2 separate regions of the Homo sapiens genome follow, and region 2 is linked to region 1. A link is a contact called in ENCODE Hi-C or POLR2A ChIA-PET data. All regions are on one chromosome and are shown on one strand. Each heading gives the region's core, a stretch centred on a gene start or an enhancer-like site at or near the end of the contact. The rest is flanking DNA. Distances are from core to core; before and after follow the strand shown. Region 1 holds the start of DGUOK-AS1 (DGUOK antisense RNA 1). Region 2 holds the start of DUSP11 (dual specificity phosphatase 11).

What was found. A loop is a pair of places that touch in the nucleus more often than their neighbours do. ChIA-PET counts read pairs that join two places held with the same protein, here RNA polymerase II (POLR2A). Pooled maps may share reads with other maps.
Region 2: a pooled map shows a loop between it and region 1 (4-fold over the local background). The contact joins the promoter of DUSP11 here to the promoter of DGUOK-AS1 in region 1. A Hi-C loop is called at or near these places in 6 of 50 pooled maps. POLR2A ChIA-PET finds 5 or more read pairs at or near these places in 4 of 52 experiments (A673, MCF 10A, T-cell and 1 more).

Annotation. Positions count from the first base shown.
Region 1 is chr2:73,980,101-73,983,396 of GRCh38, reverse strand. DGUOK-AS1 (DGUOK antisense RNA 1) reads left to right here and starts at 1,958. Exons shown (of 2, transcript NR_104030.1): 1 at 1,958-2,262. RefSeq lists an enhancer at 1-111.
Region 2 is chr2:73,778,432-73,781,660 of GRCh38, reverse strand. It overlaps DUSP11 (dual specificity phosphatase 11), which reads left to right and starts at 1,558. Exons shown (of 9, transcript NM_003584.3): 1 at 1,558-1,787. The coding sequence starts at 1,687. RefSeq lists enhancers at 1,587-1,656, 1,737-1,786, 1,917-2,066.

The sequences.
Region 1 (3,296 bases), core at 709-3,208:
ACAGGTTGCAGACTCGTAATTGTTTTTAATGTAATATATTTTTAATAAGCAACTTTATTAATAAAAAATGTGTATAAAGAAGACGTGGAGACTACAGATACTAGAGGGGAAAAATCACCAAATTACAACCATATTTAACCATTTGCTATATTTCCTTGTAGCCTTTCCTATTTGTGGATTTACTCACACTGATTATACAATTTGCCATCCTCTTTTAACTTAACATTGTACCATAGGCATTTCCCTGTTTGGTATACAGTTTTCAGAAAGTGTGACAGTGAGGTGAAGAAGATGGCTCAGGAGCCAGAGAACTCTGGCTTCCAAACCTGAATCTGCCACTTGGTAACAGTGTGACCTTGGACTAGGTACTCCATCTTCAAGGGAATCCAAGTAAAAGACTTAATATAGGGCTCAATGAATGACAACAACTAATATTGTTTAATCCATATGACAACCTTGTGAGGTAGGTACTATCATCAAACCCATTTTATGGATAAGAAAACAGATTAAATAACTTGCCCAGGATCACTCAGCTAGTAAGTTGTGGACTTTCAGAGGAGCCCAGCAGCCATCCTCTTGTATTCTGTCTGGGTAAATGGCACCAGCAAGTTACTGTGTCATTTACTCTTTGCCAGCAATCTATGAGAGGGTCATTTCATAAAGCCCTCTCGTTTAGGTAACTGGGTGAATGCTGGTGCCATTCACTGTGACAAAATGCAGAAGGAAGGATGCCTGGGGATGGAGACATTCGTGTGAAAGTGAGTGTGCAACTGAGGGGGTGAGGCCTGGGTTTGAGATTTGGGCCCCATCAGTGAGCAGACAGCGAGGCCTCAGTTGTGGAGGAGCTCATCCAGGGTGGATATGGAGTGTGAGAGGGAAAGGCTGCCAGGACAGAGCCCCAGGGAATACCAGCCCATGAGGGACAGGAGCTGAGAAGGCGCCGCCAGAGAGGTTGGAGGGAACCCAGCCAGGCTAGAGAGCTGCCTGTCATATCTTCCCGGCCTCTGGAACCTTACACTTCGGCAGTCCTGTTGCTCATTCCTTCTGCCTGGGGAAAAACCCTTCCCACCCCACCCCTTCTCAGCTACCCCTTGTACCTGCCAAATTCCCACTCATCCTGCAAGTCATAAGTGCCAGTTCCATGAAACCTCCAGCTGCTCAGATGATTCCAGAGCCCCACCCACTCTCCCTCCACAGAAGTTTGACTCTCCCTGCCTAGGAACAGTTATCTCATCGGCGCTGGGCACTGGAATGGTTTGCATGTTTCTTTCCCAGTTACTACAAACTCCTGGAAGGGTAGCACGCTGTCTTTCACCTCATAACCCTAGACCTAGCAACCAACCACTGTGTTGAATGAAGAGACGAGGTGAGTAGACCCTAATGAATGACAGACCCCAGTAACACTGAAGACCCATAGGCTTCTTTCCTGCTTTCTTTACGACTTGCACAAACTGGTCAGGGGCGCCCAAGATAAAACAGCCTAAACTCCTCAGGTCCTGCCTTCTGGTTCTCCAGCCTCCTGGGCTGCTGCGGCTATTCCCATTCACATTGCGCTCAGGGCAGGAGAGCAGCGGGGGTGGGCGTAGGGATAGGGCGAGCCCTTCCTGGGGCTGCATTAGCCTAGACGCAGTGGTTCCGCCAAGAGAGCCCCGGCACCAGCAGCATCACCATCTCCTGGGAACTGGCTAGAAATGCAAGCTCTCGGCCCCATCCTAACCCCACTGAATCAGAAACCCTGGGGGCGGGCCCAGCAATCTGTTTTAATTAGTCCGTCAGGTGAAGTCAAGTTAGAGCAGCACTGGACTACAGCAAGCGGGGGAGAAGGAAGTTCAGCACCCAGGTGGAGACTGCGATTAGGCCCCCAAGGCGCTTAGAGCAGACAGAGGGAGAGAGGCTCCTTTTAGGAGCGGGTTTGGCGGGCGCCACCCCAAGCGGCCAAGGGCGGAGCCTCTTTTAGGCGACTGCTCCCGCGAGGTCAGAGCCGGGCTGTGCCGCTGCCCCCGGGACTAGAAAGGGAAATCTCCTTGCTAGAGGAGGAAGCCCTAAGAACTCAAGGGAGATAGGGGTGGCAGGGGCATTTCCCTGGATGCCTGGAGCATGGAGGGTGCGAAATAAGGAGGCTTTCCTACCCCATTGATGAGCTGAAGTTGATTCCGCACGGGGGAGGAAAGGGACAGGAAGCATAATTGGATGTGCAAGCCTGTGGTTCTTCAGGAAGTTAACACGTGGAACTAACACTGTTGGATGCTGCTGAACTCTCAGGTGATTGATGTGACTAACCTCCTCAGGTACTTGACCTCTCTCCTCTTCAGCTAATGAGTAATTTGTCCTTATTTAAGAATGAGATTTGCGTATGGGGACCTTTTGCAGAAATGTAAATACATCCCGATATCCATACCTGGGCTTGGTTTTAAAGACTGAAGGTATTGGGAGGTTTATTTGATTTTGGATGTATTACTTCTTTGGTCATGTATTGGCTAAAAATATTATCAACTAATATTTGCATAGATCTTTCCCTTTTCAAAGCACTTCCACACACATTATCCTTCTGTCTGCACAGAGTGGCAAATACAACAAATGTGCAAATGTTAACTTTCCTTATCTATGACATAGTTTTTATTATCATCACCATTTTACAGATAAGAGAACTGGCGCTCAGTGAGGTAATTTGTCCAAGGTCATTCACTACTACATGTCAGAATCCAGGACCTACAATCCAGGACCTCTGAAATTAGCCCACGAATGCTAGAGCTGATACCAGGCAGAAGCTGGCATTTTGCTCTCAGGGAAAGGGAGGTTCATTAGTGGGTTGCTTGTGGACCTGCATTGGTGAGTGTGACACGTGTAGGATATCTATGCTATGCGTTTTTGGGTTTTTTGTTTTGTTTTGGTTTTGGGTTTTGGTTTTTTTTTTTTCTTTGAGATGGAGTCTCACTCTTGTCACCCAGGCTGAAGTGCAGTGGCGCGATCTGGGCTCACTGTAACCTCTGCTGCCCAGGTTCAAATGATTCTCCTGCCTCAGACTCTCGAGTAGCTGGGATTACAGGCACCTGCCACCGCGCCCAGCTAATTTTTGTAGTTTTAGTAGAGACTGGTCTTGAACTCCTGACCTCATGATCCACCCACCTCGACCTCCCAAACTGCTGGGATTACATGAGTGAGCCACCGCGCCCGGCTACTACGTTTTTCAATAGCCCCGCAAATGTCCTCATGTTTTATAACTAGTTTTGTGACTGCATTTTGAATTTTTTGAATCAAATAGGCTTCATTACTTGCAAGGAGAATGCAAGGGTACC
Region 2 (3,229 bases), core at 309-2,808, 200 kb after region 1:
CTGCTATCCTGTCTTTTTCTTTTTCCAATGAACAATTTATGAATATTGACACATTTTTAATGATGTGGAAATTTTCAGAATTGTAAATGTTTATGTATTTAAAACTGGTTGGAAAAGTACTGTCTCAAAAATGTTAATAAAGCTAGCAGTCTAGCTTTATTAATATTCATTTATTCAATAGCTCTGACCTTTCTTATCCTTGGTTTACCCAGCTCTGAAATGGTTGCAAAGATTACTAAAAATATATGTAAGTTACTTTCATAAATTAGAAACTAAGAAGTAAAAATTACTTTCAAAAATCTGCCATTGGCCAGGTGCGGTGGCTCAAGCCTGTAATCCCAGCACTTTCGGAGGTCGAGGAGTGCTGATCATGAGGTCAAGACATCGAGACCATCCTGGCCAACATGGAGAAACCCTGTCTCTACTAAAATACAAAAAATTGGCTGGGAGTCGTGGCATGCACCTGTAGTCCCAGCTACTCAGGAGGTTGAGGCAGGGAGAATTGCTTGAACCCGGGAGGCGGAGGTTGCAGTGAGCTGAGATGGCACCACTGCACTCCAGCCTGGTGGCAGAGTGAGACTGGGTCTCAAAAAAAAAAAAAAAAAGTCTGCAATCATAATTACTTACAGTTTAATCTGGAATTTAGTACTCTATTCTATTTTCAAAGCTGCTATAGGGTATGCTGTCCTTTGTAGTTCCACTTTTAGCAGAATTGAACGTTTTTCTAACGGGTACAGATCTTTATGCTTGAGACTGTGTGGAAACCTTGGACTTGAGCTCCACTCTCAGTTATTTTTTGTATTTGCTAAAACTTAAATACATTCTGTCCACCTCTAGCATGATACCTGGTATGTGATAGGAACCCAATAAAAGTTTGGCTTTGATGGGAGTGTATGTTTCTACATTATTTTTGGAGGGTAATTAGGTAGTATCTTTCCAAATTTTAAGTTTGTATGTGTTTCATTCCAGACATTCTACTTCTAGGAATTTAGATATAGTTGTATATATGTATAAGGATGTTCACATTGCAGCATTGTCTGTAACAAGATTTGAAAAGAACCTGAAAACAACTAAAGGTCCATTAATATTGAACTGGCTAAATACGTTATGGTACTTTTAATTATGTTACTCATAAGCAAGTAAATTGCCTATAGCCATTAAAAATAGAATCTATGTATGCATAAATTGACTGGGATAATCAGTGTTTAAGGTATACTGTAGAATATGTACAGTTACTCCTTTTGTATAAAAATAGAGGATATACATATATGTGAAAGTAAATATGTATACAAAATATGCAAAATGTGAATGTAAGCGCTGGTAAATATCTAGAAGAACACACAAGGAACCGGGGCGTGGGGCGGATCGGGCAGAGGGACTTCCCTGTGCCTCACTGTTTGAATTCTGAAGGGTGCATACACGCCCTTATTGACCTGTGCTACTGGCCTCTGGCTAAAGAGGGCGCTGTAGCCACCAAAGTCCTGTTTACAGATCAGGAGTCTCAGTAAGCCAGCGTGGCTACGCCATCACGACCGGCGGTGGCACATGCGCAATAGCGAGACGCTGGAGCGCGGCGTAGGTGGCTGCCGAGTCTTTTCCTGTTTAGGGTCTTATCCTGGCATTGAGGGCGCCGGACTGGCGCTTTTGGCCGACTTGGCATTGGGTGGGCGGCTTCTTGGGACCCACATGAGCCAGTGGCATCATCCCCGCAGTGGCTGGGGCCGGAGACGCGACTTTTCAGGACGCTCCTCAGCCAAGAAGAAGGGCGGAAACCACATCCCCGAAAGGTAGTATGTCTTGGTCCCTTGGCGTGGCCTTTCCAGCTCGTGGCTTCTGGGTCTGGGCTTCATCGTTTGTGGTCTCTGCCTCTCGCCGTTGCCATCGCAAGCTTGACTTGTCCGCCGCTTGCTTTGAGGCTTTGACCCTCTGCGCCACCCGCTGTAGCTGAAAGGGGCGATGTCTGTGATGTCCTGTGATTTCTCCATATTCTTGTAAAAGGGAGGTTCTGGCCATTGCTCTTAGGTAAAATACGGAAGGATTGCTTTAAGGTGGGACTGTTACTGTTGGGGACACTCCTTAATTCCCAAAATGGAACCTCCTCAATTCCTTGTTACGTTGGCACGGAAAGTGTAATGGTTTGAGTTAGGAACCCAGCAGTAGTAGCGCCCTGAGATCTCACATGGAAAGTTGGTTTGTATTGTTTCCAGAAATCACAAAGAGCATACTTTGTTACTTCCTAACAGGCCTCATTTGAAAGATAACTCCTTTATACGTACAAATGATTAATTTTGAGACTTTGCACGTAGGTGCATTGAACTGTTTTTACTCCTTGAGACCATCCTCCACCATCTCATACCTCAATAAATCCTCTTCATTTTATCTACTATCTTTTGACTGTCACTTTCTGTCAGTACCCTAATACAGGTCTTGCCTGACTTATTGCAGTGGGGTTCTAATTAGTGAATCTCCTGTTTGTTTTCTTCCAATCCGTTTTTTTGTTTTTGTTTTTGGGATGGATTTTTGCTCTTCTCCGCCAGGCTGGAGTGCAATGGTCCAATCTCGGCTCACTGCAACCTCCGCCTCCCGGATTCAAGCGATTCTCCTCCCTCAGCCGCCCAAGTTGCTGGGATTACAGGCGCCCGCCACCACACCCGGCTAATTTTTTTTGTATTTTTAGTAGAGATGGGGTTTCACCATGTGGGTCAGGCTGGTCTCGAACTCCTGACCTCAGGTGATCCACCTGCCTCAGCCTCCCAAATTGCCGGGATTAACAGACGTGAGCCACCGCGCCCGGCCAGTTCCTAGCATTATTAAGTGAAGTTCACAGTCCCTCTTCTAGCAGGTTTTCTCTTAAAATATGAACTTGAAGTTTCCTACTAATTGAACTTTATGGCATCAGTCGTATGAAAACTAAAAGCGTGAAGTGAAATAATTGAATTTAAATTATTTCAGTGAATATGTTTGTATTAATGGCACTTTAGTATCTGGTACTGGGCCAAGTTTAACAGGGATACAGAAGTTCTGGGTATCTCCGGTTTTATATAGGCCTTATTTGAGTTGTACTGTTGTGTTGGCTTGTGTTCGTTTTTATGATGGGGAAACAGGAGAGAAGGACGGTATAGGTCGTTACTTGGTGGGGTTTAATAAGTGGAGTGGCGAAATGCAAAGCAGAGAGGAGAGAGGACATGTTGTGCGGGCTATGATTCCCATTTTCAAAAAGTCTTATTTT